Linked DNA regions of Homo sapiens: region 1 is linked to region 2. A link is a loop called in an ENCODE intact Hi-C map of the cell type or tissue named here. Cell type or tissue: Calu3. All regions are shown on one strand. Links, peaks and the distances in the headings refer to the core of each region. The heading gives the core; the rest is flanking DNA. Region 1 overlaps BORCS5 (BLOC-1 related complex subunit 5). Region 2 overlaps BORCS5 (BLOC-1 related complex subunit 5).

Evidence for each region. Hi-C counts contacts between places; a loop is a spot of excess contacts. Peaks named below come from ENCODE experiments on the same cell type or tissue, not always from the same donor. Only the 100,000 strongest peaks of a DNase experiment are listed, where the experiment ranks them.
Region 1: a loop joins it to region 2, with 3 times the contacts of the local background. A loop is called at or near these places in 24 of 110 quality-filtered maps.

The regions. Positions count from the first base shown.
Region 1 is chr12:12,392,533-12,405,278 of GRCh38, forward strand. The region is part of intron 2 of BORCS5 (BLOC-1 related complex subunit 5); the gene reads left to right. Among named protein-coding and RNA genes, the nearest start is that of BORCS5, 42 kb to the left of the region's middle. In Calu3, for the core only: no CTCF peak of the experiment used is centred there; a DNase peak (open chromatin) is centred at 5,989.
Region 2 is chr12:12,443,324-12,456,069 of GRCh38, forward strand. All of the region lies in intron 3 of BORCS5 (BLOC-1 related complex subunit 5), which reads left to right. It also overlaps the pseudogene AP3S1P3. Among named protein-coding and RNA genes, the nearest start is that of BORCS5, 93 kb to the left of the region's middle. RefSeq lists an enhancer at 2,755-2,924. In Calu3, for the core only: no CTCF peak of the experiment used is centred there; a DNase peak (open chromatin) is centred at 6,498.

The DNA of each region.
Region 1 (12,746 bases), core at 4,006-9,005, 50 kb before region 2:
AGCTGCTCAGCCACTTCTTAGCTGCACAACACTGGACAAATCCTTATCTCTAAACAACAGTATCCTTATCTATAAATTGAGACTAAAAAGTACCCACATGACAAGGATGCTGTGAGAATTAAATGTGAGACGCTGTCTGAAAAGTGCTTAGCTCACTGTGTGACGTATTGCAATTGCCCAATAAAAATTACCATTCAAATTATTATAGAAAGTTCTTTTTATCAAACCAAACTCTACCTCCCAATAATTTCTGTCCACTGATCTCAGTTCTGATCACTGGGACTTTATAAAATTAGATCAAATCCTGTATCTATTTGGCACCCATGTAATATTAGAAGAGGGTTATATTCTGAGTCGTCTCTTCTGCAAACCAAAACTGTAATCTGCTTCAAATCTCCTTCATAAAAAAAGGTCGGCCAGGTGTGGTGGCTCATGCCTATAATGCAATGCCAGCACTTTAGGAGGCTGAGGTGGGCGGACTGCTTGAGCCCAAGAGTTCAAGACCAGCCTGGACAATATGGCAAAACTCCGTCTCTACAAAAAATACAAAAAAATTAGACCAGCACAGTGGTGCATGCCTGTAGTCCCAGCTACTTGGGAGGCTGGGGCGGGAGGATCCTTGAGCTCAGGAGGCAGAGGTTGCAGTGAGCCGAGATTGTGCTGCTGCACTCCAGCCTGGGTGACAGAGTGAGACCTTATCTCCAAAAAATAATAATAAGACAAGGTTTCTGGACAATGACTTCTATCACTCAACTCAGGATGTACCCTAGTTTAAAAATCTCTTCTTAAACATGACACCCAGAATACTCTCGCAGGTGTACAGTAACCATTGCCAGGTGCCTGGGACTACTGCTTCCACTTTCTGAACTTGAGATCAAAAAAGCCCCCACTGAATTGCTGTTGAGCCAGTTTTCCCACACCCTATCCTTATACAACTGGTTATTTTTCATCTAAATGCAGGACTTTACAGGTACTGCTTTTAAGTGTTTTTGTTTTTTGTTTTTTCAGATAGGGTCTCACTCTGTCACTCAGGCTGGAATGCAGTGGCATGATCTTGGCTCACTGCAACCTCTGCCTCCTGGGTTCAAGTGATTCTCGTGCCTCAACCTCCTGAGTAGCTGGGACTACAGGAGCACACCACCATGCCTGCCTAAATTTTGTATTTTTAGTAGAGGCGGGGTTTCACCATGTTGGCCAGGCTGTTCTTGAACTCCTGACTTCAGGTAGATCTGCCCGCCTTGGCCTTCCAAAGTGCTGGGATTATAGGTGTGAGCCATCGCGCCCGGCCTTTGTCTCTATTTTTGAACATTAGAATTACATTATCTCTCATATAATACATGCTAATATACCAATTAGAACAGAAGTTTTGATTGCTAGACTTGATTTTGTTTACAATTTGGTACAGATCAGGTGTGTATGTTTACTTTTTATGGTTTTTCTTTCATTCCCCTTGCTGATAGCAAGTAGCAGCTACTGTCAGCTTGGAAACCAAAATAAAATCAATAGCCCTCGGCCGGGTGCGGTGGCTCATGCCTGTAATTCCAGCACTTTGGGAGGCTGAGGTGGGTGGATCACTTGAGGTCAGGAGTTCTAGACTACACTGGCCAACATGGTGAAACCCTGTCTCTACTAAAAATACAAAAATGAGCCTGGTATGGTAGTGCACACCTGTAATCCCAGCTACTCGGGAGGCTGAGGCAGGAGAATCACTTGAACCCAGGAGGCAGAGGTTGCAGTGAGCTGAGATCATGCCACTGCACCCCAGCTTGGGTGACAGATTGAGACTCTATCTCAAAAAACAAACAAACAAAAGACAAACCAATAGGCCTCTGAGGCAGTCTGAAGGGCTTCCTGTTATTAAAATACACAGGAATTAATACATGGGATTTAACTATTTTGGTGACCTGTAGGCCATTTTTGGTTTTCCCTGTTTCTTGGCTGTTCAGGGAGTTGGAATTATTAAATAAGTAAGATATAACTGGATGTCACATAATTTTTGCCGCCCTTTAAAAAAAAAAAATTTAAAGAGACAGAGTACGTTGCCTGGGCTGAACTCAAACTCCTGGGCTCAAGTGTCTGCCTTGGCCTCCTGAGTAGCTGGGACTACAGATGTATTCCATCTTGCCAGGCTGATTTTTGCTCCTGAGGATTACAATCTAGTATAGAAAACAAACCTCATGGTTGACTTAAAGTGTAGGATTTTACAAGCATAGTGTTCATTTAGTAGTGTATAATGGTATCATACCTTCTGTGTGGAGTGCCTGTTTCCCATGTGCCAAGTGCTACACTGGTTGTACTTCATACAGGACCTTTGCAAGTCTTCAAAAACAATCCTATGAGGGAAATATTAACATCATCCACATATAGATAATGCTGAGCTACAGAGAGGTTAGACAACTTGCTCATCTTCCAAAAAGATTTAAACTCAGGTCTGTCATAGTCCAAAGGCCGGATGGTTTTTACCACAGGGGAAGAGGTGGACCATAGTCATAGGAAACAACTGTATATAGAGAGGAATGATTAATTGAGCTGAACCTAAAAGGACAGGTGGGGTTTTGGTGTGATGTGTTAGGTTGGGTTGGGAAGGTGGATGAAGGAGTTCTGGGCTGGCAAGAGAGTCTGAGCAAAGTGGGTCTGAATATCCTGCATTGAGGAGATGGGGTGGTGGCAGAGTGATCACTCTGTGACCAAAGAGAAGGCTGCAATTTGAGAGGGAGTAAGAGGATGAGACAATTATTATTATTATTATTATTTTGAGAAAGAGTCTCTCTCTGTCACCCAGGCTGGAGTGCAGTGGTGTGATCTCTGCCACTGCAGCCTCCGCTTCCCAGGTTCAAATGATTCTCTTGTCTCAGCCTCCCAAGTAGCTGGGAATACAGGTGCGTACCACCACACCCAGCTAATTTTTTTTTTTTTTTTTTTTTTTGTATTTTTAGTAGAGATGGGGTTTCACCATGTTGGCCAGGCTGATCTCGAACTCCCGACCTCAAGTGATCCACCTGCCTTGGCCTCCCAGCGTGCCGGGATTACAGGGGTGAGCTACCATGCCCGGCAAGGTGGGAAAATTAGGTTAGGGCCAGATTTGGAGGCTCCTAAAGGATAGGGAAAGGAATTTGAAGTTGATGCCATAAGAACGTGATTGTAGTTTTGTTTGTTGCAGTAGGGAGCAGGGTATTAACATGTTGACAGCTGCGCTTTTTGAATGAATTGGTATGACAGTGGCCAAAGATGGACAATGCAGTTAGGAGATTGTTGTAGTTTCCTAGTGATGAGCTGATGAAAGCCTGGGCTGGGGTGGGGATAGTGGAAGGAGGAGCAAACTTGAGAGGCATTTTCAAGGAAGAAATGACAGGATTTGGCAAATTGGGTGCCAGGAATAAAAAGACGGGGAAATAGCCATAGGGTTGCTTGATTGAGGGAGCAGAATAATGGCAGAATGGGGAAGGGAGATTAATTTTGTTTGTTTGTTTGTTTCTTTTGGAGATGGAGTCTGGCTCTGTTGCCCAGGCTGGAGTGCAGTGGCACCATCTCGGCTCACTCCGCCCCCTGGGTTCAAGCGATTCTCCTGCCTCAGCCTCCCGTGTAGCTGAGATTACAGGCCCACATTACCACGCCCAGCTAATTTTTGTATTTTTAGTAGAGATGGGTTTCATCATGTTGGCCAGGCTGGTTTCAAACTCCTGACCTCAAGTGATCTGCCCGCCTCGGCCTCCCGAAGTGCTAGGATTACAGGTGTGAGCAACCGTGCCCAGTGGGAGATTAATTTTGAATTTTGGCCTTGTGGCCTTGCAAAACCACAACTAGTAGGAGCCGTTTCACTGATGCATACTCAATGCTCCCTAGCCTAGCATCCGCACAATGCCTTTTCTGGCCATGGCGGAGAGCACTTCAAAAGGAGGCCCTGCGGAGGGTGGGGTGGGTAGAGGAGCATGGTAGGGAATGGGAGGGGCAGGTGTCTTCCAAAGTTTGCAGTTCTCCTAACTTGTTTTGCCCTAGGTCCGCTGAATGCAGTATTACAGTCATGGCAAATGTCACCGTACTGATGTGCTTAACATAGATGTAATGTTTTCTAGAGGGTACGCTAAAACTCTTGGAGGGAGTGGGGGGTGGGGGTTATAAATCTTTATGTTATTTTTCTGTTAATGTCAAGGAACAGTTCATCCTTCTGGGTCTGTATGTTTAAACTGAGAGTGAATATTAATAGGAATTTACGGTACTCATGTTGGAAATTGCTACCCTCATTTAGAAACCATTAACCTTTATGTTAATAAAATAATGTTTTTAAATGAGCATATGAAATCTGTGTTGAACAGCTGCGGTCTTTCCGGAACACTAACTTAAAAAATGCTCAGCATACTTTTTGAAAATCAAAAGCATGTGGGTGGGATGAAGTCACCTGAGCAATTTTCTATAATTACAACTTTCAAGGCCTTTTCCTTTGTCTTTTTCCAGCTAACCTAAAATACACATGCACGCATGTGCACCCTCACACAGACAGCAGCACAAACCTGTGATTTTCTTCTTTCTCTCTATGGACTTTTTGGCCTTGTTTTTGTTAAATAGTTGCAGTTCCCTAGGAGGATATGTGTTGTCTTGTTCCTTCTCTAGTTTATTTGAAACCTTATATCTTTGAGAACTTTGGAACTCCCCAGAACAGGCTAGATGTCCACCTAGACTCCCAAGCTTTGAATGCCCTGTCCTAAAGTATTTCTAGGTGCGTTGGATCTAAACTGATTCCCCTAGGGTGACAGTGGAAACCCCAAAATGCCGACATCCTAGAGAATGACCAGGAACATGCTCAAGTTGTTACACAGTTTTTTGTACGTGCTGAGGTTCCTCAGTGCCATCCTGGTCAGCCAGTACTGGAATGTGACAGAACTGGCATTTGTGCCCAGGAACAGCCTACGCTGGGAATTCGCTTCTGCATTCTGATAATTAAGTCTGCTGTGCTGCTAATATTGTTCCCTGAAGGAAGGAGAGCTAGGGAATAATATCATTCCCACTTGTACCTTTTAATTAACAGAGGAGTGGAATGGAAAGAGTTTTAAAGAAGACTTTGATGAGAGAAGATCGGTACCTGACATAGTCTGGTAATTCCATCATTGTCGAACACATTTTAAGAATACCACCGCCAGTTTTTTCAGTGAGCTAACTGAAAATAATTCTAAACTTTGGCTTATTTTATGTGTAGAATAAAATTATTGATTTTCCAAGAGCATTCATTAAGAAGTGCCTTGCTAAGAAGTGTTAAGCGTGAAGTAGTGTAATATGTCTGTCCTACTATTTTAGGGGTCACTCCTTCTTCATCTTCCTCTTCTCTTTCCTCTAAGTAACCAAAGCTCTTCACCTAGAATGGAATTTGGGGCTTACATTTTCCTTACTATCATATAGCTGTTTCTTGTTACCGAAAGCAGAGAGAGCTTTTTCAGGGAGGTTAAAATTATCGTTATCTTGTTATAGTGTTATTTTTTCCTTCTTAGTAAGTTAGGAGCAATGCTTTGTCTTCCTGAAGCTGTCTGAAAAGATGCTTGTATACATGTGTATAGCGCTTTGGGTCATAGAAATTAGGTGTTATGTCATCTGTTTCAGAAGATGCACTAATGCATCAAAAACAAGTGACAGGGAAAACAATGCAGTGAGTAATCTTGTTGCCTCAAAACTGAGCAAACGTTTTGGGAGAGCAAGTTCTTGCGGGACATCACTAAATAAGAATGAGTTGATGTCACACTTGGCAAGAAGCAACTCTTTAAAATTTTTTTTTTCCATACAAATAGTACAACATGACTGGGAGGAGGGATTGTGGGCAAAGGGTAAAGAATTATGGAGGGAAAATGAGCAGGAGAAGGAATGTGAGAATGAGCTGCTTGCTACAAAAATAATTAATATGTAATCAAAGCCATGTTTGTTTTGTCAGGAAAAATCTGAGTCAGAACATGAGCTGATGAAGGGGAGAGATGTTTACCATGTCCTCCCCCACACCCTCAGAGGGCCGTTGTGTGCAGATCCCTGCGGAGGGTTGTGTAACCATCTTGACTCATTTTCAGGGAAGAATGGCCCCTGTAGCTCTTTTGGCTCAATATAATGCTGCATCAAGGATGAGTGAAGAAGTCTCTGGAATACAGTGCTATCAAACTCAAAATATGGTCATTTTAATGAGAATTTCCAAACACTAGGAGGCAATACTGTGCAGACCTTGTGCCACCACCTGCCTCCCCCTTCCCAGATATCTGTGCGATATTGGGAATTCAGGCAGCCCAATCGATAGCTGATTTTACCTTTTCCTACAAGGCAGAAAATGTCAAGATTAGCCAACTATTTATTGAAATTAGTTGGAGTTATCTGGCTACATGAGTGTCTGTGGTCCAGTGTATCATAATAAGAGTGGGAGAGACGGTTGGGGTGCTACTGGCATCTTGGGTGGGCCAGCCTTTATTGTGTGTCACTGCCGTGTATTGGCAATTTTTGTCCCTGCCCACTGAATTGCCAGTGGTGCCCCAGTCTCTGCGATGGCCAGGAGAGGCCTTCCTTCTTCCAGATTACCTCTGTGTGTTTCAGGGGGGCTAAAACAGTATGTGTTTTACAGTATTACTAAGCAGCACAGTTTTCTTTGTTGTTCCTTAGCATAAAGATCTTGGAAAGTTTTAAGAAGTTGTGTGTTTATACTGTAGCATAGGTTTCATTCAACCTATCACTCCTATTCACTCCTCAGAGTGAATTTCAGGGAAAAACAACAGTATTGGGGGAAAAAGTTTGGAAAAATTGGATGGAGGGAAGGAAAAAAAAAGGTGAATTGCAAAAGGGTTTCTTACGTAGCCCACTATTGTTCCCCAAATCAACACTCACTCTCCAGCTCTTTGGGTGGTTGCTCTGCATTTTCAAGAGGCAGCCTGGGGTGGAGGTCAGGGTTGCAGGTAAGGTAGAGGGGAAATAAGAGAGGACAGGGAAGAGGCAGGCATGAATAAAAGATTTGGATTGGAATATAAAGATGGAATACAATGGAGATAATGAAAGACCATAACAAAGAAACAGGAGATTTTACATGGCATTGTTAAGCTTACAATGTTGGCATTTTGGGGACAATTCTGAGTACCACAGATCTAGAACTTCTAAAAGAAAAACCCTCTGAGATAATTACAGCAGTTAAAGACCTTCACATACATGTTGAATTAATAGTATTTAATGTCCCTTTGTAGGTTTCAATCTTTTAAGCCTGTCCTGCCAAAGACTGTGTCCTTCTAGGTGCTTAGCCAGTAATTTAGGTGTACTGTCACCAGTTGTTTCCGTCATGACTTCTAAGTCTCAGCAGCCATTTTCCCTTAGGTTTTATTAACTGAGTCAGTAACTCAAAGTGTCATTGTTTTCCACTCATCTGGACTTTCTGAAAATAACACAGTGCTTTATTGGAAAAGCTAAGCATAGACATTAGCCAAATGTTTGCTAAAAATTAACCAAATTAAATGTTATTAAATAAGATGTGCAAATAGAGGAAAATTTTGAGAAGTATGAACAAATCCCACTAATCTTTGTTGTCAGTCACTACTTAGAACCTTGGCTTCGCACCAAGGCTGAATTAAGTTGAAGAATGTTTTCCGTAATGCTTCCCCTACCTTTTAAGTTGGTTTGAAAACATTCAGTTGCATGTGTACCACTGGATTTTTAGCTTTTTCACTAGTTGTTACCCTGGCAGCCTTGATTCAGTGAAAATCTTGTTTTTATCACAGGCTATTTCTCTGAGCAGCCAATGTTTCACGCTCTCTCCCTGTCTAATTGTCTGGCCTTGGTAACTCTTAGCAAGAGTTGAAATTACCTCGGTCAACCACATGACAAAAGAGTGGGCATGGGTTTTCCTGAATGTCTCCTGAGGTGACCAAGGGTGGAGTGGTGGTAGCATAATAAACCCCATGGGAAGTGGAGCCATAGATTCCATCAGCTTTGCAGAGGGGCCTTAGACCCAGCAGGGTTTAAGAAACTGCTGTGGATAGGATGCCTTGTCCTCCATAGAGATTATCAGCTGCTACCTAGAATTTCTTTTTCATTTGCAGTATGTCAGCATACAGAAAAAAAAAAAAAAATAGCAAACACCTGTGTATTCATCAAATTTGTCATATTTTAATATTTTGCCATGTTTGCTTCAGATCTCTTTCCCTGCAGGAAGAAAAATACACGTTTCAAATAAACAACGCCCCCTCCCCATCCTTTATATCCTTCCCTGATATTCCCTCCTCCTCCCACTCCACAGGGAATTATTGATCTGATTTTGGCATTCATCATGCCCATGTGTTTTCTTCGTGGCTTGTCTTTTTCCTACATGTTTTTGTATATCTAAGCGGTGTAGAATATTCTTTCACTTGTTTTGACTTTATATAAGTTGTGTTCTATATGTATCCTTCAGCTACTTGTGTAACTTTCTTTTTTCTTTTCCTTATAATTTTGAGATTTATCCATGTTGATATATGTCTCACTTATTTTCACTGCTGCGTAGTATTCCATCAAATGAATATTTCACAGTGTATCCATTGACTTATTAGTGAATATTTGAGTTGTTTCCAGTTGTTTTACTATTAAACAGTTTTGCAGTGGACATCTTTGTACATGTCTCCTTTTGCACATGTATGAGAGTTTTCTCTAGGGTATGTAACTAGGAACAAATTGCTGTCTAGTAGGGCACATGTATTTTCAGCTTTACTAGATACAGTCAATTTACTCTTCAAAGTAGTTATGCTCTTTTATCGCCTTACTAGCTATATATTAGAGTTCCTGTTGTTCCACATCCTCAGTAAAACCGGATATTGTCCCAGCTGTTCCTTGCTTATTGATTAATTTAAAGACAACATCGTGCTTAGCAACCATCTCAAACATAGGGTCAGATGCAAACTTAATTTTCTTATACCATGCTTCTTCCTTTTAAAAGAATTGTTTTGATTTCTGAGTTACAAATCCAAGATAACTATAACATAGCTTTTTTGCCATATTTATTTTTTTAATAATTTTTTTTCTGATCACGAAATGAATATATGATTATTTTAAGGAACTTGGAAAACAAAATGACAAAAAAGAAAATTAAAAATTCTACCTAGACATAGCCATTGTTAATAACTTGCTATATTTTTCCTTCTAGTGTAGACCTATGTAAAGTATACATTTACTTTATAATTAAAATTTGTCATTTTATATCACAATTTTACTTAAAATTCTATTGTGGCATTTCCCATGTCATTGGATATTGTTTGAAAACATCATCTAAGGCCAGGAGCGGTGGTTCACGCCTGTAATCCCAGCACTTTGGGAGGCCAAGGCGGGCGGATCACGAGGTCAGAAGATCGAGACCATCCTGGTTAACATGGTGAAACCCTGTCTCTACTAAAAAAAAAAAATACAAAAAAATTAGCTGGGCTTGGTGGTGGGCGCCTGTAGTCCCAGCTACTCAGGAGGCTGAGGCAGGAGAATGGCGTGAACCCGGGAGGCGGAGCTTGCAGTGAGCCAAGATGGCGCCACTGCACTTCAGCCTGGGCTACAGAGCGAGACTCCGTCTCAAAAAAAAAAAAAAAAAAAGTGTAAACAGCTGGATAACATTTCTTTTTGTAAATATAAATATAGTTTAATCATTCTCCCATTGGAGGACATTTTGGGTATTAAAATGATACTGGAGTACAAAATCTTGGTGCATAAATTTCATCTGAGTTTGTTTCTTTGGGATAGATTTCTAGAAGCCAGTAACTATTCATGGAATTAGATTGGATAGCTGATAAAAGCAGGGCATCAAGGGAGAAAAAAGAGTTGAGAGAGCAAAACAACATGCTTAAGGATCATGAGATTCGTGAATTCAGCTTCTGTCATATTTGAATTGAGTGGCAAATTTGTCTCTTACCTGAATTTGGAGACCCTTCTCTAATTAGGGATGATTATTAGAGGGAAATTCTGCCCTACTGTGGACACCAGAGAGTTGGTTGTGTGTTGTAGTGTTCAAGAGTTTTATCCAATATTCTGCTTCCTGCAGAGTTCCTGAATTGAGGGTCTTTTGTGGAATATCTCATTGAAGTAGACTTTTAACCTTGACTTGCTCAACATCTGATCAGAAGCAGCTCGTTGTCATATAAGGAAATCTGCTCTGTTATGGAACATCTTTGAGTAGTTGAGTTCCCCTTTTTCCCATAAGTCCAAATTTGATTCCCTGTCACCTTCAATTGTTCTTTAACTTGTTTTTAAACAAAAGTCTCCCTAAAAATAATTCCAGAAGTATTTGAACTTTATTTCTCTATTAGCTTCTACTGTAATTAACATGAAAACAAACATGTTTTAAAGTCTTTGTTTCCTTCTAAGGTATAATTTAGCTTTATCACGTCTTCATAGTGAAAGTTGTATACGTGAACGTTGGTAGGATAGAAAAACTTTCCACATAGTTTTATACTTGGTGCCCAGAAAACTTCCAAAGTGTTTAGGTACTACTCATTATTATTTCTTAGAAATTGAATAGAAGCAGTGGCTTGAGTATACACAGTCCCACTTTTTCGTTAATAATAACCACATTTCCCTTTTTTTTTTTGCACAAAAGTGTTACATGTATTTTCTCGTTTAATCCTTGTACAACCTATTAGGGTAGGTATTTTCCTCATTTGGCAGATGAGGGTGCTGAGGCTCAGAGAGATGAAAGACCTTTCCTGTCACACAGCTATTAAGGGCAGAGCTAGGATTTAAACTCAGATCTAATTCTAAAACCTGTATATTTAACTAGTTTGCACATCTGTCTCCCTGACTTAATTGCATCATAAAATCAAAGATATTTCTCTTCAAAATATGTTCATGTTGGATTATTTGGCTGTTTCACTGTTAGAGGTCTGTTGCTTCTGCTGGCTTTTCTGTGGCAATCCCAGCTGCTCTTCCCCGTGGCTTGGGCACACCAAGGATTTCCTTTCTGTGATTGCCCCATATCTCCCTAGTCCGCTGTGGGGGGCACCTTCCTGCTTCTGAGGAAACTGAAGCAGGAGATGAGGAAAGGGTAACAATTAATTACATACTTTTTTTTCCCGAGTATTATCAACTAACATGTTCCATAAAGGAGCATGTTTTCACAGCTGTGTGCTTTAGAAACAGGGAGAAAGGTTTGAGTTTTTATGACTGAGGTATCTTCAACAAAGGCTGTGATGTACACGCTTGATGGACTTGGAACGTGGAAACCCATTCCCTCCCTCAGCCCTGGGATTGGAATCTTTGTGTTTATGGTCACATGAGTATTCAGATATGTTATCTCTGAATGTGATGCCCTGGTCAGAGAACCAAGGAGTGGACTTGCTAGATTATATGATTTAATTACCCTAGATCAATCAAGCTTTGACTTACTGATGGCAGGATATATTGTGTATTTTTTCCTAGTTGCTAGAGGAAAGGAACAAAGTTTAATCCTTGGCTTTGTTGACCTTTGGTATCACTTTTATCTTGTAGTTCCGTATAACTGCCTTTGTAGACTCTTCAAAAGGCTGAAGGCAAGTGATTTATAGATAAGGGCTCATTCAGTACTTGCACAAGAAGAGCCCATATCTTCAAATATGGGTGACGTAAATTTACTTCAGAAACAGAAATGAGCTCATTTATTTGGAGAGATGTGAACAGAATGTGCGTCTTTTGCTCCGGGTGAGAAATAAATTTAAATTCAGAACTTTGCTTGGGGGAAATGAAATGGAGGAACTAGGCACTTGAGCCTCTTGGAAATTAGAGATCTTTAGCCAAGGCCCAAGGGAGCACTGTCTTGGTCCATTTATAACAAAATACTGGAGACTGGGTAATTTATAAAGAACAGAAATTTATTTCTCACTGTTCTGGAGGCTGGGAAGTTCAAGATTAAGGTTTGTTGAGTGCTGCGTCTTCTAGAGTGGATGAACACTCTGCCCTCAACTGGCAGAAGGAGAATGGGCAAAAAACAGGAGTAACTCCCCTGCTGAGCCCTTTTGTAAGGGCAGCTAATCCCATTTACCCAGAGAGGAGCCCTCATGGCCTAACCACCTCTTAAAAGCCCCACCTCCTATTACTGTCATTGGCAACACCTGCATTTTGGAAGGGACCCATTCAAACCATAGCAAGCACCAATAGTATGTTTCAGAACTCATCCACATAGGAGCACTCCTCAGCATGTCCAACAGCAGTCTGTGGAGAACTACTTTTTTGTTTTGGTTTGGTTTTTTGTTTTCTTTTTTGTGACACAGTCTCTGTTGCCCAGGCTGGAATGCAGTGGCATCATCTCAGCCCACTGAAATCTCTGCCTCCTGGGTTCAAGTGATTCTCCTGCCTCAGCCTCCCAAGTAGCTGGGATTACAGGTGCCCGCCACCACACCTGGCTAATTTTTTTGTATTTTTATTACAGATGGGCTTTCACCATGTTGGCCAGGCTGGTCTCAAACTCCTGGCCTCAAGTGATCCACCCACCTCGGCCTCCTAAAGTGCTGGCATTACAGGCATGAGCCACCGCGCCCGGCCAGAGAACTACTTTGTGTAAGTCTACGAGGCACCATACACACTTTTTCCCTTAAGGACCTTACTGAGTAACTGGGAAGAGAGAGCAGGAATGTCAACAATAATACAGAAGAAGGGTTCTATGGTAAATGCCGAAAGTGAACCTTCAACGAAGTGAGTTCCAGAGAGACAACCCATAAAGGTAAAGATTTAGTCATAAATGAGCTGTGTTGCTACTGAAAACATCTTGATTCTAAAGTATAACCACATCTCAACCAAGCAAAAACTGTCTTAAGCCTGAA
Region 2 (12,746 bases), core at 3,626-8,625:
CAAGAAAATTTTATGTTCCCATAGAATGTCACAAGTTACTCTGGCATCAATTCCAGGTTGAAACCTTACAGTGTAATTATAGTTTCCCCCCTTCTTGTCCTTTGGGCAACCTTTCTTTTCTGTAAGAAATACAACTGGTCCCCTGGGTGGCAGGAAATCCAGGTGGGGGAGTGGGCTGCTTCTGGTTCGGCGGACTGTAAGGTATGCTGCACAGGGCTTCCTTGGGCCTGGCCCCACACTTCCTTTGCACCAGCACTGTCCTGCCAAAAGCCAGAAATCCTGGAAGAGGGCCGAATCTAGTTTATTACTTGCCTGTTGGAAATGTAGGCTTGTGTTTTTTGGCAAGGCATGAGCAGAGCCCGGTTATTTGACTGCTCTGAGATTTAACTCCATTCCGCTTTTGGACAATGACATATGAGCATGTGTGAACAGCAGCCCCATTTCCCCCCAGTTTGCCTGCCCTAGACATGCCCTCAGACAGCTGGCTCTGCCAGCTTTCCCAGTGCCAGGTTCTAGAGCCCCTGTTCTTCTCCCTCCCCTGCTCATTTCCAGTCCACCAGAGCGGGCAGTGTCAGAGGTCCCATGCAGCCTCCTCTCTTGTGAGGAACCCCAGAGCACCTGTAGTCTCTAAGCCAACTAGCCAGTATTGAGGGCTCCTGGGTTATGGAAATGAAACCAGGGCTGGGAAAAGATATTCCCTGTCCTGTATCACTTCCAATGAAGAGAAACAAGAATTTTAGCAAATTGAACATTGCTGCAGTGCCTAGAACAATGCCTGGCATGTAGTAGATGTTGAATAAATACTTGTTTAATGAACAACTTTATATTCTTCAATTATCTCATCCTAGGGACTGATAAGTTTTCTCATTCTATCAGAGAAAATAAAGGTTATGAGGGTTGCATTAGGTAGAGTAAGCTAGGCTACAGCTGTAAGTAGACTCAAAGATGTGTAATGGATCAAATGCAACAGAAGTTTATTTGTTGCTCTTGTTCAAGGTGGGTGTTTCTGGTTAGCAGGTGACTCTCCTCCATTGAGTTCAGGGACTCAGTTTCCTTCTATCTTGTGGCTCTGCCGTCCCCAAAGACCACCTTGCTGATAGTGTCCAGTGGCAAAAGGGAAAAAAGAGTGGACTAGCACAGTTAGGAGGTTCTTACGGGCCAAACCTATGAGTGTTGCCTATGACTTCGGCTAGAACTCAATTACATGGCCACAGCTAACTCCAAAGAGGCTGGGAAATACAGTCTATTGTGTGCCCAGGGGTACACTAAATTTTGAACATCTGTGTCATCTTCGAACTTAGATTCCTAAAATGCATCTGCAGCCCAGCTTTGAGATTCAGAAGGCCTGATGCAAGGTTCCATGGTAAATTTTGCTTGGTTTAAGTCCTCCTGCCAATGAAAACCAAGTGACATTAGGAACAGATCTAACAATAAGTTAAAAAAAAATCAAGCTATAATAGTTTATATTCAATATGATTTCAACTGTGTTAAATATTCTGTTTGTTTATTTTAGAGCAGGGTTGTCCAATATTTTGGCTTCCCAGCCACATTGGAAGAATTGTCTTGGGCCACACATAAACATATTAATGCTGAGGATAGCTAATGAGCTTAAAAACAACAACAACAAAAAAAACTCATAATATTTTAAGAAAGCTTACAAATTTATATTAGGCCACACTCAAAGCTGTCCTGGACTGCATGCAGCCCACGGCCGAACAATCTTGTTTTAGAGACAGGGTCTCCCTGGTCTCCTTCTGTTGCCCAGGCTGGAGTGCAATACCACAATCATAGCTTCCGGTAGCCTCAAACTCCTGGGCTCAAGTGATCCTCCCACTTCAGCCTCTCAAGTAACCAGGACTACAGGTGTGCCACCTACCTGGCTAATTTTTAAATTTTTTTGTAGAGACAGTGTCTTGCCATATTGCCCAGGCTGGTCTTGAACTCCTGGCCTCAAGCAATCCTCCTACCCACCTCCCCAAAGTGCTGGGATTACAGGTGCGAGTCATCGTGCCTGCCTATGTTAAATATTCTTAATAAATGATTAGACAGAAGGTAACATGACAGTGACTTAATTGTGGTTGCCCTTTAGAGATGAGATTATCAGTGGTATTTTGTTTTAGCCTGCTTCTGTTTTTCTGTATTTTACAAGATTTCTATCTTGAACATGCATTGCTTTTTTTTTTTTTTTTTTTCAATTTGAAATACCTTTTTTTTTTTTTTTTTTTTTTTTTAAACTGATGGGTAGGCTCCATCTTCAGAGATTCTGAGCCAGTGGGTCTGGAGTAGGGCCTGGTACTTGCTCTTTTATTTTTTAATTTAATTTTTTTACAGAGAGTGTCTTGTTCTGTCACTTAGGCCAGAGTGCAGTGGCACAATCATAGCTCACTCCAGCCTCAAACTCCTAGGCTCAAGTGATCCTCCTGCCCCAGCCTCCCCAGTAGCTAGGATTACAGGTGCGTGACACTATGCCCAGCTGACTTTAATTTTTTTTTTTTTTTTTTGTAGAGACAGGGTCTCGCTAGGTTTCCCAGACTGACCTTGAACTCCTGGCCTCAAGCAGTCCTCCCACAATGGCCTCCCAAATGCCAGGATTACAGGCATGAGCCACCATACCTAGCTTCTGTTTTGTTTTGTTTTGTTTTGTTTTCTCACAGTATGTGAATCTCATAAGAGTTCCATCTCCCTGCCTGCAGCTTTTTGACTCACCAGGATAGGAATATGCCTCTGAGAACTTTTTACGCACATGCCTTTACATGTCTGCTTCATTTATGAACTAGTCAGCTCTGTGTCAGGCCCTGTTGTAGGTGTCGAGGAAATATCACTACAAAACAGACAAGAATCCCTCCTTCAGAGACCTTACATTCCATTGTGGACACAGACAATAAACACGGTAAAAAAATAAGATAGATGGCATGTAAGATGGTAAATACAAGAATAAAAAAAAAAAGTAAGGGGATATAAAATGTCAGTAGGGTAGAAATTTTACATGGGGTGACACAGAAGGCCTTCCCAGAAAGGAACTTTTAATATAAAGACCTGCTGGTCAGTACAGAGCTAGCCAGGAGACTCTTCTTTATAACTCTGTCTAGATCTGAAATTTATCAGGTTATTTGACCAATGGCAACCCCAAATCCCAAGATTCTGTTCTTTACTATCACCCTGCTCACTGTCGTGTTTATCTGAATGTTCTGAACTAGAGTCTTATTTGCTATCTCTGTTGTTAGTTGGTAGGAGACTTGCAGATCTATACTCCTTTTAAAAACATCTGAATTGTTTTAGATCTCAGGGACTCCCAAAGGATTTCATCAGGAGGTGTCCCTAAAGCTTGAAGCAGCATTTAATTTTCTTCTGCCCACGTTGACAGACTGACTATAGTATTATAAGACTTTAGTTGACGTCCTGGCGATCCTCCATAGTTTTCATTTACACATGAGTAGAGAGCATTTCACTTGTCTAAGGTCCTTTCACACCATTGCTGGAAACTGCCCATGACAGCCAACCTGCAGCCCAGAGCAAAAGGCATAATGAATGTGGAAGGACTCTGCAGGACCATACGGAGCTATGTAAAAGAAAGGATTATTTTGGGGGTGTAAGAGTCATTTATATCAAATGCAGCCAGACAAGGAGGGATTGCAAAATGTTATTCTGTAGAAGTATGAGCATTAGTGGCGTAATACAGCATCATTACAGTGATGGTTTCTTCCTGTATCCCAAAGTCCCCCAGCCTCCTCTCTTCCCCTTTCTACCTGGAAGTTTACGAATTCTCTCTTTGCCCTTGCTGAGACTTAGATTCTCTGGAGTCTGTCACTCACCTGCCTCTCCATCAGATATTGTAATAGTCATAGTTGTATTCTGCAAAATCCGTGAAATTCACATGGCTCTAGCCTGAAATGTCCAGCCTCCACTCCTGCTCCCTGACTTCTGCTGTGCCCCCTCCTGCTGGTGTCTGCTCCCCTTCTCTGCCTGAGGAATCCTGCTCTCCCATCAGCAACCGCCAACATCCTGGCACATGCAGAGGTCCCGGTTTCCCTTGATCACAAGGGACCTCCTTCCTTATGCCTCCCTGGTGCACAGGAAGTGTTTGCTGGAACCGTTTATGTGGTAAAGTTGAGTCGGTGCCTCAGCCATCTGCATGAGGAATGACATGGGCCTCTGGACTCTAGATCAGGCTCCAGCCTGATGTCCCGAGCAGCCATCTATCATCCTGCCCGGGAGCACAAGGCAGCCCCAGTGGCAGTATACCAAATCATTAGACCAATATCATCATTGTCCCATGTGCGGTATCTTGGTTCTTTCTTCAGGCACGGGGTGGAGGATTTTAGCTGTAAAATATTTACCCACGCACCACTGCTAAGCTCTGTTCTCTGAGTCAAAAAGGGGTTGTGTTCACACATGGTTTGGGTGCATACACGAGGGAATTACAGAGCACATAGTCCAGTTTTCTATTGTTTCATTACCTTAGCTGAGGTTTTAAGATGTTAAGTGTGTCACTTTGGTCACACAAACTTACTTTTACCTCTCTTTAATTCTGGACATCGGAAAAGGGAGTCCAGGTTAGTGGCGTGGCTTGGAGCCTTTCCTTCACTATCCACCTGCTGCATCTGTGGAGGCTTCTCCAGCCCCTCACCTGATGTGGTAGTGACAGCAGCAATAATGTTGCAGCTGTCGTTTTTACATGTTTACCATGTGCCAGGTCTAGAATAGGCATTTTGCATATATCAGCTATATTTCACGATCAGCTGAGATTCAGAGACCTGAATGTGTTCCCGGTTACACAGTTGTCGAAGTGGAGCTGGGATGCAGGCTCAGAGCTAACGTCCACCTTCGAAACTCTAAAGCCGCGCTTCCTTTCCACCTCTTTGTCCATTGTCTTCAATTCTTTTATTTTTATTTATTTATTTATTTTTTGAGATGGAGTTTTGCTCTTTGTGGCCCAGGCTGGAGTGCAGTGGTGCAATCTCGGCTCACTGCAACTCCTGCCTCCCGGGTTCAACGGATTCTCCTGTCTCAGCTTCCCAAGTAGCTGGGATTACAGGTGCCTGCCACCACACCCGGCTAATTTTTGTATTTTTAGTAGAGATGAGTTTTAACAATGTTGGCCAGCTGGTCTCGAACTCCTGACCTCAGTTGATCTGCCCGCCTTGGCCTCCCAAGGTACTGGGATTACAGGCGTGAGTCACCGTGCCTGACCTTGTCTTCAATTCTTTTTTTTTTTTTTCTTTTTTTTGACAGATTTTCGCTCTTTCGCCCATGCTGGAATGCAGTGGCGATCTCGGCTAACTGCAGCCTTTGCCTTCTGGTTTCAAGCGATTCTCCTGCCTCAGCCTCCCGAGTAGCTGGGATTATAGGCGCCTGCCATCATGCCTGGCTAATTTTTGTATTTTTAGTAGAGACAGAGTTTCACCATGTTGGCCAGGCTGGTCTCAAACTCCTGACCTAGTGATCCTCCCGCCTCAGACTCCCAAAGTGCTGGGATTACAGGCGTGAGCCACTGTGCCTGGCCGTGTCTTCAATTCTTTAAGGTCTTATTCTTTCATCCTGTCTCCTGCTCATGCCCAATGTTCAAGCATGTTCCCTTACCCTGTATTCCTTTATAATACTCGCTGCATAGTGTCACAGTATACTTAGCATCTCAAAAGCAGTCTTTATAGGATGCAACCACACTTTAAAATAGCCCTGAAGACCCCACATTTACGTTCTTGAAGTGGCAACTCCGCCTACCTTGCAGGTAACTTCTTTATACTTCCAACCGTGCTTTGGAGAATGGGGCTTTTTAACAGTGTCTCAGAGGACTGTGGTGGTACAGAAGGTAGACAGAGAGTGGACTCATGCCTAGGAGCTTCATCCTTCCCCACTGCCACTCTGGAGGGGTTGCAGAGAGGGAGCCTCGAATTAGTCAGAAAGGGCTGGGGTGCTTGGTTACAGACGGGGCCTTTTCCAGGAGGCAAAAGATCTCAGATGTCTACGTGCCCTACACCGCTGTCTTTCATGGGACCCGAGGAAAGCTCTCCCAAGGAACGGGAGGAGTGGGACTTCTGTCCCTCAGGCTTTTATTTTTACTTGTGATGTTTTTCTTTTCCTGGTTTGCTGCCATCAATGCCATTTGCAAGGCCTTTTGTGGGGAGGAGGTATAATCTGCCTGTTTAGTTTTGGAAGCTGCTTAAAGGTTTTAGGATTTCTGTCCCACTTTCCCACCTAGACGTGATGCCAAGGGTAAGAAGGCATCGGGGAAACTGGGCAAGTCGTAAAGTAATTATTGGAACAGTCATACAATTCAAATTCCTGCCGTTCTGATATCGCTTAATTCTTTTGAAGACCTGAATAAAATGTGTTCTTTTTCTGAGACATTTAGATACATTGTTTGAACAAAGGAAACAGGGTGACTTCAAAATGTCCAGTATGTGGAAATCGATGCCGTTCAGCCTGTGGTGTAATTAATGAAAACATTGGCGACAGTCGGCCTCATTGTTTGTCATTGTGCAACAGGAGGTGGTACACTAATAAGGAGCCGGGGAAGGTTTACGTAATTCAGAAGGAAGCAGACGTGTGCAGTTTTGACTGATGCCCTTCTCACTGCAGATCCAGGCTCACCGAGCAGGTTCCTATTCCTGATGGACGTGGAGATGTCTGATTGGATTTTGTCATTTGATTTTTGACACTGATTAATGATAGATTTTTATTTCCCTTATGGTCAGAAATAATTGTCTTGAAAAGCTTCACTTTAGATCATAGTTTTCACACACAGTTATAATTCATTGGGTAAAGCATAGTAGAACAAACTATGGAAAAGGAAATGTCATTGGTAGACTTTGGTCGCTTAGGACAGGTGTGGTGGCCCTTGGAATCAGGAGATCTGGAGTTCTGTCCTGGCCCCATCAGTCCCAGCTGTGTGAGCTTAGGGATAGTGCTTGCCCACTCTGGGAGCAGCCTTCATCTGTAAAAGGAGGGGGTTGCTCAGGACCCTTGCACCTCCTTCCTTTTACAGATGAAGATTGCTTTGTCTAAGCCCCCTTGGTGAGGTCAAGAATTGTGAAATGTTTGTACAAGTGAGATGTCAAGAGTACAAAATGTACAGACGAACTGCCAGTGAAAATGTCATTTAAGTTTATCTGCTAACAGTTTATTCCCTTTGGTCTCCTCTCAGTTTTTGTTTTGTAATTGTCCATGTTTTGTCTGGTAATTTATTATTTTTTTTATTAGAAAAGTAAACACCAAAGTGTTTTTCCATTCCGCTTGACAGCATAACAAATTGCCATTTAAATTCATCTCTTAAGGATTTCAAAAAGGCATTAAACACACTGCTCAACATGGTATGTATTTAATTGAAATGAGCTGACTTTTGAATTAATTAGCTCTTTAGAAAAAATAGGCAAAAATGGAGCCGAAAAGCATGGGTTTGAATTCTGGCTTCACTGCTAGTACGAGCTGTGTGACCCTGGGCACCTTTTCTCATCTCTGAATCTCTAATTTCTCATCTCTAATAGGAGAGGGACACTTTCCCTATGAGAGTGTGGTGAGGTATAAAGATAATGTATGTAAACTGCACAGTACAGTATCTGACAGTTAGTAGATACTTAATGGATAGCAGCTGTAACTGTTATACATTATTTTATTACAATAATTAAAATAACTAGAGAATTTGTGTATATTATATACTGGGTTCTATCTACCAAATCATTCTAATATGATGTGCATTGATTACCAAAAGAAATAGTCCTCCAGTATGGATGCCAGTTTTGTTTCTGTTAGAGTGTGTGGAGTGAGATTTACCAGAGAGGGATTTCTCTTTTCTGGTTGACAGATCAAAGGTACGCCTATGAGAATACATGGCAAGAATTTATTCTTTTTTTTTTTTTTAACAGTGATAAAATATACTTTACTTTGTTGAGTCAGAGGGTTGTAAAAAAAATTATTGCTAAAGTAGGTATCAGGCAAACAGAAAGGTGCTTTAGAAGTCCAGTTACCTTGGAGTTTATTTAAACTAAGAGAAAAACGTCATAATGTTTTCATGCGATACATATCTGGTTCTTTAACAATTGTGTGACAAACAGCAGAAGGAATTAAGGAATGCCGCACTTGTGATCCATACAAAACACCAACACTTTAGGTTGTACATAATTAAAGAAATATCTCAAACACTTTTTAAAACACTGTAGTAGCCAATACATAGAGGCATGCCGTAGGTAGGCACAGGAATGCAGTTTAGAAAAATAAATAAATCACATAGGAACTACTCAATTTCCTTAAAATCACTGAGCAAGAAAAGCAACATTGAACTGGCTGGGCGCAGTGGCTCACGCCTCTAATCCCAGCACTTTGGGAGGCCGAGGCGGGCGGATCACGAGGTCAAGAGATCAAGACCATTCTGGCCAACATGGTGAAACCCCGTCTAATTTTTGTACTAAAAATACTAAAAGTACTTTTTTTGTACTAAAAGTACAAAAATTAGCTGGGCGTGGTGGCGCTCGCCTGTAGTCCCAGCTACTCAGGAGGCTGAGGCAGGAGAATGGCGTGAACCCAGGAGGCGGAGCTTGCAGTGAGCCGAGATCGCACCACTGCACTCCAGCCTGGCGACAGAGCGAGACTCTTTCTCAAAAAAAAAAATTAAAAAAAAAAAAAAAAGGAAAGCAGCATTGAACTTTCATATTGATTTTACACAGCTTTTATACAGTACCTTGACTTAAATCCAAGAGCAAAACTTGACTGTCCTCCTCTATTTTTGGTAAACTTACGTGACTTTCCCCCCTGGATTTTACCTGGGAGTAGCCTTTTTAAATTTTTATTTAAAAGAGGGCAGGTTTGGCACTTTATAGTAATGTCACCAATGTTAATATTTCTTGGGATCTCAGGAAGATTCACATTTTTTACAGCTGATACAGGTTCAGCACAGGCTGAAGCTCCCCCTCAGCCAGCCTCAGATTTTTCCAGCTTATTTTGTGCACCAATTTGTGTAACAATCCCATTCATGTTTGTCTCCAATACCATTCCCCCATCATCATTTCTGCAAGAATATTGTGAACCGTGTCTACATGGAAAATCAAATCCAGTTCACAAACATTTTCAAAACATTTGTCTAATGTTTCCACAAATCCATAGGGCTGGTAGAACTTGGAGAGCCGCGGTTTCCCATGATTGTTAAGATTAGGATCGCCTTGATCGTGGCTGGGTCGGGCCCACCGGGTAGGCACTGGGGGCCAGGGTGCGGGCCGGCGCGCAAGCCTCGCCTCGTGATCTTGCCGGCGATCCTTCCCCACCCACTCCCTCCCGCACGCCGGCAAGAGTTTATTCTTACAGGCTGCCATTGCAAACTACTGTCTTCAGAAACAAGGTCACTTCAAAGTGTCCAGAATGTGGTAATTGGTGCCATTCAGCCTGTGGCGTAATTAAGGAAAACATTTGCCCATTGTTGTCCATTGTGCTAGAGAGAGGCGTCCAGGAAAGATTCATACTCCCAAACCCTCCATGGGAGTGGTGATCTGGAGAGGGTCGGACAGCCAGAAAGCACATAGTTGACCCTGAAAGGTTTTGTTGCAGCCTGTCATACCCTAACCTTTATAATCTGTCTGAATCTCTACTGCAGGTCAAGTAGCCATGGTCTGGTGGGGATAGAGGTGGCAGGTGGGCTAGAACGTGCCATATCTTGATTTGTGGCAATGGGCCTCCTACTCTTCGGAGTGGAGACAGCTAATACCATGAGTCAAAGACCAAATCGGGATAGCCGATGTATAAAAACACAAGCACCGGGTTTGCAAACTGGAAGAAAGGTCTTGAAGAAGGTGTCAGAAGCAAAAAATGGTAAGTATGTGAGGAGGTGGATATTTTAATTAGCATGACTATAGAAATCATTTCACTATGTATATGTATGTCAAAACATGTGTGCTGTAAATATATAGTTTTTATTTTTTAAAAAATGAATGCTGTCAGTATGAGTCCATTTAAAAATAAGCAGGCTTAAAGGTTCAAGGAAATTGCTGAGAACTGGCATCTCACGCTTCCTTTTGGGGTTAGTCGATGCATGGTATGGCTAATGTAAAGATCCAGGATCTTATGAACACAGCTTTTTACCTTGGACTGTTCCTCTTGCAGACTCAGCTACCACCTTCCTTTAGGATTAAAAATGTTTTACTTAGCCTCAACAATTTGTTTTAGAGCCACTTTCATAGTGCCTAGTCCTGGATTCCCAAATAGGTTTCTTCATCTTCGTAAACTCGAAAGTGGCCATCTGGGGTTCAGTGTCAGGAAGGGTTCTGAGTCCAAGTCAGATTTAAAGAATAACCATGATGCATTACTGGTATCTGTCGGGGGTCTGGGAGAAGGAATTGAATGTATTTGAATACACTTATTTTATTATTTTTTAAAACTGAGTTATCATTCACGTAGTTCACCCTTTTACAGTGTGCATTTCAGTGGTTTTAGTATTCTTGCAAGATTGTGCAGCTACACCACTATGTAATTCCAGAACATTTTCATCTGCCTAGAATGAAACTCTATGTACATCAGCAGTCACTCCCCATACCTCTATTCCCCTATCCCCTGGCAACTACCAGTCTCCTTTCTGTCTCTCTGGACTTGCCTGTTGGGGGTATTTCATATAAAGGGAATCATGTGATATGTGGCCCTTGTGTCTGGTTTCTTTTACTTAGCATAATGTTTTCAAGGTTTATCCATGTTGTAGCTTATATCAGTATCTCATATCTTTTTATGGATGAACAATATTTTATTCTATGAATAGACCACATTTTGTTTATCCATTTTTCAGTGGATGGATATTTGGGTTGTGTCTACTTTTTGCCTATTATGAATAATGCTGCTATAAACATTTGTGTACAAGGTTTTGGGTGAACATATAATTTACTTCTCTTGGGAATACATGTGAAGTGAAATTGCTGGCTGTATAGTAACTTTATGTTTAACTTTTTGAGAAACGGCCAAACTGCTCTTCAAAATGACTGTCCCATTTTACATGCTTACCAGCAATGCACAGGGGTTCCAGTTTCTTCACACCCTCACTAACATTTGTCATTGTCTGCCTTTTAATTTGAGCCATCCCAGTGGGTGTGAAGTTGTATTCTTTCTGCTTTTGATTGCACTTTTCTAATGTCCAGTGATGTTGAACATCTTTTCCTGTGTTTACTGGCCATTTGTATATCTTCTTTGGATAAATGGCTTCAGTTATAATTCCAAGGCCAGATTTTGCCCTAGGGACAGTACTGATTTATATAGTTAGGCTGACTGCTTCCTAATTGGGAGAATTGGTAGTTCTGAATTTCAGAAACATCTGAGAAGGGTGGATATTGAAGCTTTATATAAAATATGTAGCAGTTTTCTTTTAATGTGATTATGATTTGGGAACTTTTTAGTTTTACTACCATGAAAAACAGAACTTCCAAGCATACTTTGCCATTCATTGTTAGAATAATATAAACATACATGTTTATAGCAGTGTTCTGTTTTCAGATCATCCTACATATATTATCTCATTATAACCATTACAACACTGCCGTGAGGTAGGATGAATATTAGCCATTATTATCCCCACTTTTAAAAAGTAGAAGCTGAGAGTCAGCTTGTGATTTGCCCAAGTTCACCAACTAGTAGAATTTAAATTCAGGCCTTCTGACTTACTTTGTTAATGGTAATGAATTATTAGTGATGTCAGGGATTTGAAGGGTGAGCTTACATTGCTAAAAATCAGCAATATGCCCATCTTCAAATAACAGATTGTTACTGACTTCAGAATGTATTATTTGAATAGCTGTAAAACAGGATGAATTGTTACTTTTCCATTTAGCCTCTTTAGCTACAAAGTACTTACAATAAAAGAGCAGAATTACATATCACTGCCTGCTCATTACATTTTGAACCCAGAAGGAAATCCACCCAAAGAAAGAACAAAGCTGGGAATGGATTTAGAACCCTAAAAAGAGGCAGCCTTTGGTTAGCTGACCTTGAACCATCCATCATGCCTCCTCCTCCCAGCCTCCATATTCCTAAACTGACATCCTTGGGGAACAGGAATTTAAATGTAGAACGAGTGCAGAGAAAGTGAGATATCTATTGAGATCAAATAAAAATTGACCTTGAGACTAACATTAACTGACAGACACCACATTAAAAGCTAAACATTACCTTTAAAGGGTGGGAAAGATGAGTGACTTTTTAAATGCCGTCTTGAGCTGGGCACAGTGGCTTACGTCTGTAATCCCAGTACTTTGGAAGGACGAGGAGGGCAGATCACCTGAGGTTAGGAGTTCGAGACCACCTGGCCTACATGGTGAAACGCTGTCTCTACTAAAAATATAAAAATTAGCCAGGCGTGGTGGCACACACCTGTAATCCCAGCTACTTGGGAGGCTGAGGCAGGAGAATTGCTTCAACCCAGGAGGTGGAGGTTGCAATGAGCTGAGATTGTGGCACTGCACTGCAGCATGGGCAACAGAGTGAGACTCGGTCTTAAAAAAAAAAAAAAAAGCAGTCTTGATTAAGTCCATATGCAGTCTTTTTTGTTTTTAACATTTCTTTTAAACTTAAGTATTTTGGGGATAGAAAAATAAGTCTATTGATCATATGGATGTGAATTTTGTTAACTGTGAAACACAGCTTACCTACTCATTTTTCTTTTGACCATGAGGGTTATTAAATTTGCTTTTGATCATTTCATGCATATCTACATCTTAAGTTTTTAGAATTTAAAAGTTGTACACTATCTTTATGAAGTTCTTACTGTTATGTTGCACATCTTTTCT